Linked DNA regions of Mus musculus: region 1 is linked to region 2. The links are chromatin loops, found by intact Hi-C in ENCODE. Cell type or tissue: heart. All regions are shown on one strand. Links, peaks and the distances in the headings refer to the core of each region. The heading gives the core; the rest is flanking DNA. Region 1 holds the start of Rnaseh1 (ribonuclease H1). Region 2 holds the start of Trappc12 (trafficking protein particle complex 12).

Region 1 (5,376 bases), core at 61-5,060, 100 kb after region 2:
CCAATCCTAGGTACCATATACCTGGCTGAACCACACTCTTCTTTTAAAATTACATTTTAAAATCTTATTTATATTTATGTGCGCGTGTGTTACAGGAGACTATGAGTCACGCAACATGGATGCTTAGAATCAAACCGTGACCCTCTGAGCCACATCTCTAGCCTCTGAACCACCATTCATGACAACTTTAATGTGCACGGAAAATAGACAGTCACCTTCTCTACAGAAGCAGTGATGTCGGGCACGCAGAGGGCTTTTCATAGCTTAAAACGTTACACTGACGTGAAGTAACTAACATACCTTTTGAACCATCCGGGCTTGAAGAGCTCCTGACAAAGGCCCAGGCCTCATCTTCTGTGGCAAATTTCTTAAACCTGGCAGCAGGAAACCGGTCCACCTGGGCTTTGCACTCACTCCTGCAAGGGTGTGTACATTAGCCAGGCTTCCTTCCTCTTCAATTACATCCTTTCTCATTTTTTTTAACTTAACTTTATTTTTTACTATTTTACCTCATCTATTTACAGTTGTCATGTTTTACTGCAGTTTTAGGTTTACATCAAATAGGAAATGAAAGTAGAGAGTTCTCTTGAGCTTCTGCCCCGCAGTGCCCTTTATTTGCACCAGGGATCAGTCGGTGTTGTAAAGCCTACAGGTTTAGTGAATAGATGATGCCAGTGAACTACATTAGCACAGATGCAGAACAATCTCATGCCTTAGAAACCCCCCACAGGGGGCTGGGTGGTGGTGCGTGCGTGCCTATAATCCCACACTTGGAGGCAGTGGCAGGAGAAGCACAAGTTCAACGCCACACGAATCTATGTGCAGGTTGCAGGCCAGCCAGTGCCTCATAGAAACTCAGTCTCAAAAACACCTGAGTTTGAGAGTGCACACCTGTGATCCCAGCACTTGAGAAGTAGAGACAAAGGGTCAGAAGTTCAAGGTCACCTTTGATTTATAGCTAGTTCAGTTGAAGGCCAACCTAAGACACACAAGACCCTGACAGGAAACAAAGCCTGTCTGCTTTCACAGTCACCTCTCCTCAGTTCGAAGCCCTTAAAAGCACTGATTTGTTTTGCAATCTCTACTAGTTCCAGGATCCCATATAGTCGGAATCCCACACTGTAGATCATTTCAAATTGGCTTTTCCTTTTAGCAGGGTATAGTTAGTGCTTCTTCATACTATTTCATCTTTCATAACTCATTTCAAGTCTGCATAATATTCCATAACTTTACCAACTCACTGTCTACTGGAAACTTGGCTTCCAAGTTTTGTCAATTATGAATTAAATCTCCGTACATGATTAAGTGCAGCTTAATGTGAAGGCATAGCTTTCCCCATTTTTTTATTTCCTCAAGACAGAGTTTCTGTGTGTAGCCCTGGCTGTCCTGAAACTCCTTTTGTAGACCAGGCTGGCCTGGAATTCAGAGATGCACATGTCTCTGCCTCCCAGCCTCCTGAGTGCGGGGATTTAAAGGCTTGTGCCACTATGCCTGGCCCAGTGTCTTTTCTAGAGCAGGAGTTTTTAACTGAATGAAGTTTAACATACAAGGACTTTTCATGGATTATAGGTTTGGTGTTGTATGGTGAGTCAAAGGGATCTGCTGTCAATTCCTTGGGACAAAGGTCACACCTCAATTTGGTTTCATTTTACATGTTAAGACCTGACAGCCCATTCTGCTAAATGCCATCCAATCCAAATAGCATACTAATACCACAAGGTCTTCCACAACTCCAGCACATACTAAAATTTTGTTATCTTTAAGACTCAATCACAGAAAAAGGGTTGGCAGTGGATATATTTCTTCCTTAGTACTGTCTCAGCTGTGCCTAGGGAAACATCCAGGTCACAGGGACAACAAACCTTGATATTAGAAGTTAGCTGTCATATACTCCCAAACCTGGACTTAAGCCCCGATTCTGCCTCTCATTTGACCTGGGAACTGCCACAGTACCGGTGAAACTGAAAACTTCATCTTGCCTCCAAGGGCTGCGACATGGATCCAAAGGCAAAGACCAGCTTCTGGCTTGAGACTCTCCACCTCTCCCCCTCCCTCATCTCTTCCACAGCCCATGCTGGCCTCTAACTTGTAGTGATCCTCCTGCCTCCACCTCAACAGTGCTGGAATTACAAACATGTGACAACACATCTCACCACGATTTTCCTTCTTAAAAACAGTCGGGGATGAGGATGTAGCTCAGCTGCTGGCCTAGTATGCACAAGCCCTGGGTTCAAACACCTGCAGTACACAAATTGAGCATAACGGTGCCTATCTGAAATCCCTGCGTTTGGTTAGTGAAGGCAGAAAGACCAGAAGTTCAATTTGGCACATAATCGGCTCGAGAAAAGTCACCCAGTAGGTATGAAAAATGTTTAAAAGATGAAAACACGAGGAAGTTGGGCGTGGTGGCCCAAACCAATGAGCTCAGCAGTCTGGACTACATGAGGTCCTGTGTCAAAAAACAAAACACCCACACACAGGAACGATCAGAACGTGGGAAGCCTTGTGTAAATTCTGGCTGCGGTGACCATGTGTTCTCTTTGGGAGGATTTGACTACAACACGGAAGGGCTAAACGAGCTGTTAGGTGTTTAGAATAAAGGGCTCCGCCAGGCTCCGTCTCACCAACTCAGGAAGACTCCGGTCCTGCGGCCTCTCCTCACCGCATAGAACATCCCGAGCCCGCAAATGCCTCGCCTCAGGCGTACGACGGCCAGTGTCACTGTGCGGGACAGCGGCAGCAGCCAGCGCATCACTCACGCCAGCGCGGCAACCCACATTGCTGCCCGCGAGCCTCCCGCCGGCGAGCCGACACACTTCCGGCTCAGGAAGGTGACGTCGCGAGGCGCCCGTCGCGGAGAGGGGCGGGGCCGAGGATTGTGTCTTCGGTTTCTTAGACGTCGGTGGAGACGTTCGGCCTGGAGACAGAGGTGTTTCCCAGCTGCCGAGTGCCTAGTCCAATCCCAGCACAGCAAAACTGATTTGGAAGCGAGAGGAAGAGGGGAAAGAAGGAATGAGAGGATGATGGCCGAATGAGGGAATAGATGTGAAGACAATGAGCCCCTGTAAAACTACATCCCATATTCTAGGATGCCCAACTCTGCAGAATAGGGTTCCCCTCCCCTTTGCCAGCAATGAATGAGAAGATGTCATGAATACATAACAACACTCTGGCCATATAATTCTGGACTACATAGAATGAAGCAAGTCACTGTTGCAAACTGGGGAATCGTTTTTATAACCCAAAATCAACTAAAATTTTAAAATCTACTCCTTAGGGACTACCAAGGCGACTTTGAAAGTGAAGGCACTTGCCACCAAGCTTAACAACTCTCCCACAAGTTGTCCTCTGACCTTCGCACATATGCACCAATGATAATGCACGCACACACCAACACATAGATGCAATTTTAAAGTAATAAATGTATATTCCTTGAAGTCATGAGTATGAAAAGTTTTTCTAAATATAAAGAAAAAATAGGGAAGGGAAAATTTCCCTTTAATGGTTGTCTCTGATTGTTTGCCCTTCAGCCAGCTGTCGGTGTGGTTTGTAGAATGTAAAGCAACTCTACCCTTCTCTTTCCTTTAGAAATCAGTTGTTTATTTATGTATTACTTTAGTTCATGTGTATGAGTGTTTCGCTTGCATCTATGTTTGTGCCACAGACATACTTTCTGCCCACAGAGGTCAGGAAATGGCATTGGCTCCCCTGGGATTGGAACTCAAGCCTTTGCAAAAGCAGCCACTATTCTTAATGAGTGAGCCATCTCTCCAGCGCCACCAGAGTTTTTGTTTGTTTGTTTGTTTTTTAATATTTGAAGCCAGACATGGTGCCTCAAACCTATTATCCCAGTACTGTGTAGACTACAGCAAGAGGATTACTGCAAGTTCAAGGGCAGTCTTGGCTACACGATGAATCCTGGCACTGGAGATTGAAATTAGGGTCTCACATATATTGGGCATAGGCCCTGCCAGAACTTCCTCTCATCCCTTCTTTTTATTTCTATGTAGCAAGTATTAATGTCTATCAACTCAAATAAAACCTCAAAATACCAACAATATTCTAAAGTTTAAAAAAGGGGGTAAGAAAGAAAAAAAAAGAAAAAAAAAAAAAACAAAAGAAGGGGGTATGGATATATCCAGTGTCTCGGAAACCGGGTGTGGTGGTACTTGCCTGTCATCCCAGACTGAGGAGTCAGGGATAAGGAGACCAATAGTCAAGGTCATCCTTGGCTACATAACTGGGGCCAAGATACAAGACACTTACTTTTTCAAGAAAAATAATTTGAGCCAGACGTAGTGGCTCACGCCTTTAATCCCAGCACTTGGGAGGCAAAGGCAGGCAGATCTCTGAGTTCAAGGCCAGCCTGGTCTACAGAGTTAGTTCCAGGACAGCCAGGGCTACAAAGAGAAAAAAAACACCTGTCTCAAAAAACCAAACCAAAACAAAACAAGAGCAAAAATCTTAATAACTGCTGGCTGTGGGTTAGATGGCTCAGTAGGTATACAAGCTTGCTGAGCAAGCCTGGTATCATGAATTGGATCTCCAGAACAAAAATAAAAGTTGTTGGGAAGCTTGGTGTGGTGCCTTGAGCCTTTAATCACTGCACTTTGTAGGCAGAGGCAGGAGAATCTCTGTGAGACTGGTCTACATGTTGAGCACGAAGACAGCCAGGACTACATAGAAAGACTTTGTTTTGCAGAGGAGTGACATCACAGTCTTCCTCTGACATCACAGGAATGCTGTGGCATGTGCTTCCATGCCAGCACGCATTAATAAAAACATGCTGACCTTGAAAATGACTAAAAGTCAACAAAAATCTTAATGTACAAAAATGTGTTCCAACTTTGAATTTATAACTTCAACTTAACTTTCTTGCCAATTACATTTTCTATAAGGACTGATTAACATTTAATGTAATTATTCTGTAAAAACACATTAGTGCCGGGCGTGGTAGCGCACGCCTTTAATCCCAGCACTTGAGAGGCAGAGGCAGGCGAATTTCTGAGTTCAAGGCCTGCCTGGTCTACAGAGTGAGTGCCAGGACTACAGAGAAACCCTGTCTTGAAAAAAACAATAAACAAACAAACAAACAAACAAAACCACGTTAGTATTTTCCAATATGTGTAATTTTGAAGACAAAACTCCTTGGTGGGACTGGAGAGATGGCTCAGTAATTAAGAATGCTTGCCTTGCTAGGGTGATGGTGAATGCCTTTAATCTCAGCACTCAGAAGGCAGAGGCAGGCAGATTTCTGAGTTTGAGGCTGGCCTGATCTTCAGAGTGAGTTCCAGGACAGCCAGGGCTACACAGAGAAACCCTGTCTTGAACAAATATCAAAAGAGAAAAATGTTATTAACATATCAATGTATTTCT
Region 2 (5,376 bases), core at 320-5,319:
GACAGAAAAGCAAGCGAAACACTGATACACAGAAAATAAAAATAAATAAATCTAAAAAAAAGAAAGAAAAGAAGTAAGAAGCCTGAACAGCTACCACCAGGAACTACACTGTGACCAGGGTGGCGTGAGAGTAGAAGGCCGGGTAAGCAGCACCATGCTGCTCTGACTGCTGCACAGCCCCAGTGGGAGCTCCCCAGTGTAACGATGCTGTCCTATGGAGACAATCACATGCTGACACAAACAAGAGGCTTCTGGAGACCTGTCAGGAAGGAAGCTGAATCTAGCATTGGAATTCCGTCCCAGTATTCAGGCATTACCCAAAATCTGGAGAACTGTGCCTGTGAGTAACCATAAAGATGAAAGTAAATAACGTAATAATAATAAATAAATAGCAGCTAAGAGTAACTTGATACTCACGGAGAGGCTCCAGCACCCACATCAGGTGGCTCACAACCACCTCTAACTCCAATTCCAAGGAATCCAGAGCCCTCTTCTGAGCTTCCTGGGCACCAGGCACACATGTGGAGCACATGCATGCACCCAGAGAAAACACTCACATGCACACAATGAAAATAAATCTTCTGGAAAGCACACATGTGTGGGATGCCCCAAGCACATAGGCTTCCTCAGGAAGCAGCAGGCTGACTGTAGGCCTGCTAAAATCATGGAAAATGAGAGCAGGCCCTGTAGTGTTCCCCGAGTCCTCCCAGTGCTTCTGAAGTTCCCACTGAACTGGTAGTACACAGAGCAATCTGAAGACAGTTCATTAAATGTGTGTGTGTGTGTGTGTGTGTGTGTGTGCGCGCGCTGTCTTAGTTAAGTCAGGCTTGCCTGTCCACTTTAAGGTTTACACTGACTACTGGGGCTATGCATCTCACTTAAAAATTATCACAGTCCATAGACAGGCCCCTCTGAGATAAATTGGAACATCTCCCAGTAACTTCCATTTGTACTTAGGCTTCCAAAGGAACACTAAAAATTGACTCTGAACATATTCCACACATTTCTTCTCATTTTGCAAGTAAATACACTGATACCCCAGATGAGTGAAACACCCTCAACAAGCTCAGTAGCAGTATCTAGGCATAGCCTCACTCTGTCCTGCATTGTCTGACCTTAGCCCTACCATATGATACCTCTATGCATCCATAGCCTCATTCTTTATCTGTATAGTGGGTATTCAGAATCACCTGCAGAAAGCTGAGTTTCTCCTCCCATCAGAAGTGAAGGACAACCCCACAAAGCAATCATTACAAATTTGTGTTCAAGAGCACACAATGTCCAAGGATTTTATTTTTATGGAAGGATCACAAAAGAAAGGAGTGAGGACAATGAGGCTACACTGGATTTGATCCCATCTAGATGATGTCAGATGTAATTCCCAGGACAACAAAGAATAGACAAGAATATTCTTGTAGGAATAGAGGAGTGTAGAATAGTCGTCCTGATTCCTAGCATGGGAGTTCTGGATACCCAGGAAGGCGCTGAGAATGGCAGAAGTCTCCAGTGAGCTCTTAGCAAATCATGGTCCAGGTCTGAAGAACTCCCTGGGAGATGGAAACCCTCATCCCACTATTGACTCGAATCTGTAACGAGTTTAGTAGCTATTGAAATAAAAAGTTCATAAGGAAAAAGGCAAGTATATTTCCAACCTGAGTGAGCAAAATGCTTCATAACAGACCAGCCAGCCAGCAACTCCCCTCCCCACGAAGTCCCTCTTTAATGCTCTTGTACTGAGCAGTATCCAACACACAACTCAATGGTCAATAATTGCTACTCAAGACCCCAGAAGTGCGAGTGTAATCAAGTCACCTGCGAGGCCGAGTGCTCACCCTCTGCTGTCTATGCCAGCCCTGGCCCTCACTTGGCCACACTCCCTGCGCGTACCCTCTCCCCAAATCCGGGCCTTGAAGCCCAGAATCCTTGGAACCAGACTGAGTGTGGGCGCTCTCTGGTGAGGGCCAGGCACAGGCGGCACCTCACCGACTCCGCCATGCTCACCTGGAATTCCAGCCCGTAAATCACCGGGGCGTCGTCTTCCATGATACTCTGCCTACCCAGCTACTCACGCCTCAGAGCTCGAGTCCCCCCTCACCAGGGATCGCTCAGAACCCATTCATTCCCCGCCTGAAAAATGGACTACGAGACCCAGACCGGCTCCCTGACGGCTCACTTCCTGTTTTCTTCGTCGCGTCATCAATACGCTCCTCCCCGGTGGCCAATGGCAGCTGGGCCTTTATTCTGCGCATGCTCATTTGGCCTTTCATGAGACCCAGCAGCTACAGGAGATCCTGGGTTGGAAGGCCGGGCCCGGAGCAAAAGCAGCGGGAATGGACGTCCATCAGGGCGGCGCTCTTATCCTGCGCTGCTCCCTCAAGTTCCAAAGATCTGAGCCCTAAAGAGAACAGTTAACTTGGCATTATGGTTGGCAGAGCTTTACTCCTAAACCGTGGTCCTGAGCACCAGAGCACTGCCCAACCCACTGCCAGGACCTTCGATCCAGCCTCAGAAGCAGGCTCTTAGATGTCCATTTAAAGATAAGATGCTGCAAGCTTGAGTCAAGACTGTGGTGATGGTGTAAGTGGGCAGTGACATACAGCGAGCGGTGTGCACTTCACGTAACCACCCAGTCCTGCACAGAGACACAACTAAGCCCACGATCTAAACTGTCCAGAGCTCTCAGAGACAGAAGGCTCTAGGACCTGGCATGGAAAATACTGCAAGAATGCACCATAGGAAATGAACTGTCTTGGTTCTATGAAGTTCTGGATCTCCACACGCGTTTCTTCTGTGTTTTGACTTTGCCATTATCTCTTGACTGACCTTCATGACAGCAGTTTCTGTGATGCTACCATTAGCCCCCTTAGTAGTCATCCATTGCCCACCTTTGTCTTACCTTGACTTTCTGATAAAACCTCTGGCAACTAGCTTCCACCGATCCCAAAGCTATGAAAGTCATGAGATAGCACCTGAGACCTACCCACCTACCCACTGCTTCCGAAGTGTGCTTAAGAAGTAGGTATTTTTGGTTGTTACTGTAAAACTTCATCAAATTGTTATCATGTAGGGCAGAATCTACGGTGACCTGAATCTATGTTCCCAAGCTATAGTCACTCACAGAATAAATTCTTCTTCCCTTTGAGATGAGAGCTGTGTTTTTACGTTGTCATAGAAATGTGACACAGAAAATCAAGAAAGCAAGGTTCTTGACTTGAGGACGATTCTCAACCAACCATGAGTTCAGCAAGCAAGGCTGACTCTTGACTCCTTAATTCCTCCCCGCAACTTTACGGATGTTAGCACACACTGCCACAGACACAAGGGGGGAAACGTGGAGAATCAACTAGCACAAAGATAAAATCCTAGGAAAAAACATCCTTGGTTGGTGACAGGCCCAAGGACAGACGATTTTCTTCAATCTCCAGGACCATCCTTGTCCCCTACCCAGTTTGGCCTTAGGCCCCGCCCACAGCTCTTGAGCCGGATATGCGCCCGGCTTCCAGTGGAGAGCTTAGCGGCTCCCAAACTGAGCATGTGCGGAAGTCGGGTCTCCGCGGCCAGCACACGCAGACGCACAAACGCGCGGGACCTTGGATCTTGAGTTTACTTCCGGTCTTCCGTCATCTCTTCGGACCCTTTTCGCCTGTGGGTGACCCGACCTCAGGGGCGGGTGGCAGGTGAGGAGCGGGTCGCAGTGAGGAGGGTCGCCGGTACCCTTGACCTTCCCACAGAGGGCGGCGTCCTCGCGTAATCAACCGCTCTCGGCCACGCAGAGTAGCCCCACGAGGGGCTGGCTCCTTCGGGCTTTAGCCAATTCTGTGTGCTCCCTGTGGTTTTGGACAAGGTACACACCCTCCTGACCTCGGTTTTATGTGTATAAAGTGCGGGTTCGTTAGCATGCTTAGAAGGTGCCCGTGTTACATCACCAGTGTTCGAGCTATGTTTTTGGTTTGCCCCAACTTTTGCTCCTGTCGACCTCGGTGTGTCATAGCCCCACAATAAATGAAGCACTGCAGTAAGCCAGAGTCGGGGTTAAGAGATAGAGGATGGGGTGCCATAGACATAACCTGACCACTGACGAATGAGTAGTGTTGTGTGGGAAAAGTGATTCCTTCCTGTAAGCATTCGGGAGATTGTGATGTGGAATATTTTAAGTTTGAGGTCAGTCTGGGCTAAATAGGGAGACACCCCAACCCCCTCAAAAGAAAGAAAGAATGAATAGAGTCTAAAAACTAAAACAAGGGTTGACAGGATGGCTCAGTGTCTGTCACCATTCCTGATAATCTGAGCTGCATCCACAGGACCCACACGATGGAAGAAGAGTTGTTCTTCCACATGATTGTCTTCTGACCATAAATAGACAAATGAATAAATACAGTAAGACGAGGTGTTGGTGCTGAGCCTGTATCATTTGAGAAGTAGAGGCAGGATGTTCAGGAGTTCAAAGTCGTCTTAGGCTATATAACAAATTTAAGGCCAGCTTAGGTTACCTACGACCTTGATTTATAAAAACAAACTCTCACACATATTAAAAAGCTAAATAAATGTTAAAAAAAAAAAAGTATCAGCCAGCCAGTGTGTGGTGAAATCGGAGTGTGTGTATGCTGTTGCAGGAAGGAACTGCAGGTCTGTGATTGCTCTTGGCAGTGGTGGTCCTTTTCTCTGAGCGCTCAGGAGGCACAGGCAGACTGATCTCTGAGTTCGAGGGTAGCCTGATCTACAGAGTGAGTTCCAGGACAGCCAGGGCTACTTGGAGAAACTCTCTCTTTAAAAACAAATAAGTGGTCGGGCAGTGTTGGTGCATGCCTTTAATCCCAGCAATTGGGAGTCAAAGGCAAGCAGTTTTCTGAGTTCAAGGCCAGCCTGATCTACAGAGAGAGTTCCAGGACAGGCTATACAGAGAAACCCTGTCGGGGGGCGGGGGGGAAGAGAGAGAGAGAGAGAGATCAAAGTGGTCCTTGATACATAGCAACAGTTAAGTTTACTGTGGCTTTGGGTACATAAGACCCAGTCTCAAAAGAAAAATTTGATGGCCATGATCTAGCACATTGATTTCTGGGCATTGAAATAGGAATTTGCTGTACCAAAGAATTGAAATTAGAGTCTCAAAGACGCACACACACAGACACACATCCTGTTCACAGAAGCACTGTGCACGATTGCTCGAGGCTAGAAGGAACCCAAGCATCCATTTGACAAGTAAATGGATGCGCTAACTGGCGCACGCCTGCAGTGCTGTGTTGTTACTCACCTGTCCAAGGGAAGGAAAGCCCATTGGTGCTGCGGCATGGGTGTCCTGCCGTGAGGAATGGACTGTGGTGGCTGTGCGTTCCAGTTCAGAGGACTTGGCGCTCAGGAAGCAAAGAGGGCAAATAG

What was found. A loop is a pair of places that touch in the nucleus more often than their neighbours do. Peaks named below come from ENCODE experiments on the same cell type or tissue, not always from the same donor. Only the 100,000 strongest peaks of a DNase experiment are listed, where the experiment ranks them.
Region 1: a loop joins it to region 2, with 2.4 times the contacts of the local background. A loop is called at or near these places in 3 of 42 quality-filtered maps.

The regions. Positions count from the first base shown.
Region 1 is chr12:28,647,065-28,652,440 of GRCm38, reverse strand. It overlaps Rnaseh1 (ribonuclease H1), which reads right to left and starts at 2,839. Exons shown (of 8, transcript NM_011275.3): 1 at 2,625-2,839; 2 at 301-416. The coding sequence starts at 2,752. In heart, for the core only: no CTCF peak of the experiment used is centred there; a DNase peak (open chromatin) is centred at 2,850; H3K4me3 peaks cover 1,699 bases; H3K27ac peaks cover 1,331 bases.
Region 2 is chr12:28,748,630-28,754,005 of GRCm38, reverse strand. Trappc12 (trafficking protein particle complex 12) reads left to right here and starts at 3,606. Exons shown (of 12, transcript NM_178811.5): 1 at 3,606-3,844. It overlaps Eipr1 (EARP complex and GARP complex interacting protein 1), which reads right to left and starts at 2,187. Exons shown (of 9, transcript NM_201357.3): 1 at 2,002-2,187. The coding sequence starts at 2,043. In heart, for the core only: a CTCF peak has its summit at 2,343; DNase peaks (open chromatin) are centred at 2,225 and 3,495; H3K4me3 peaks cover 2,719 bases; H3K27ac peaks cover 2,078 bases.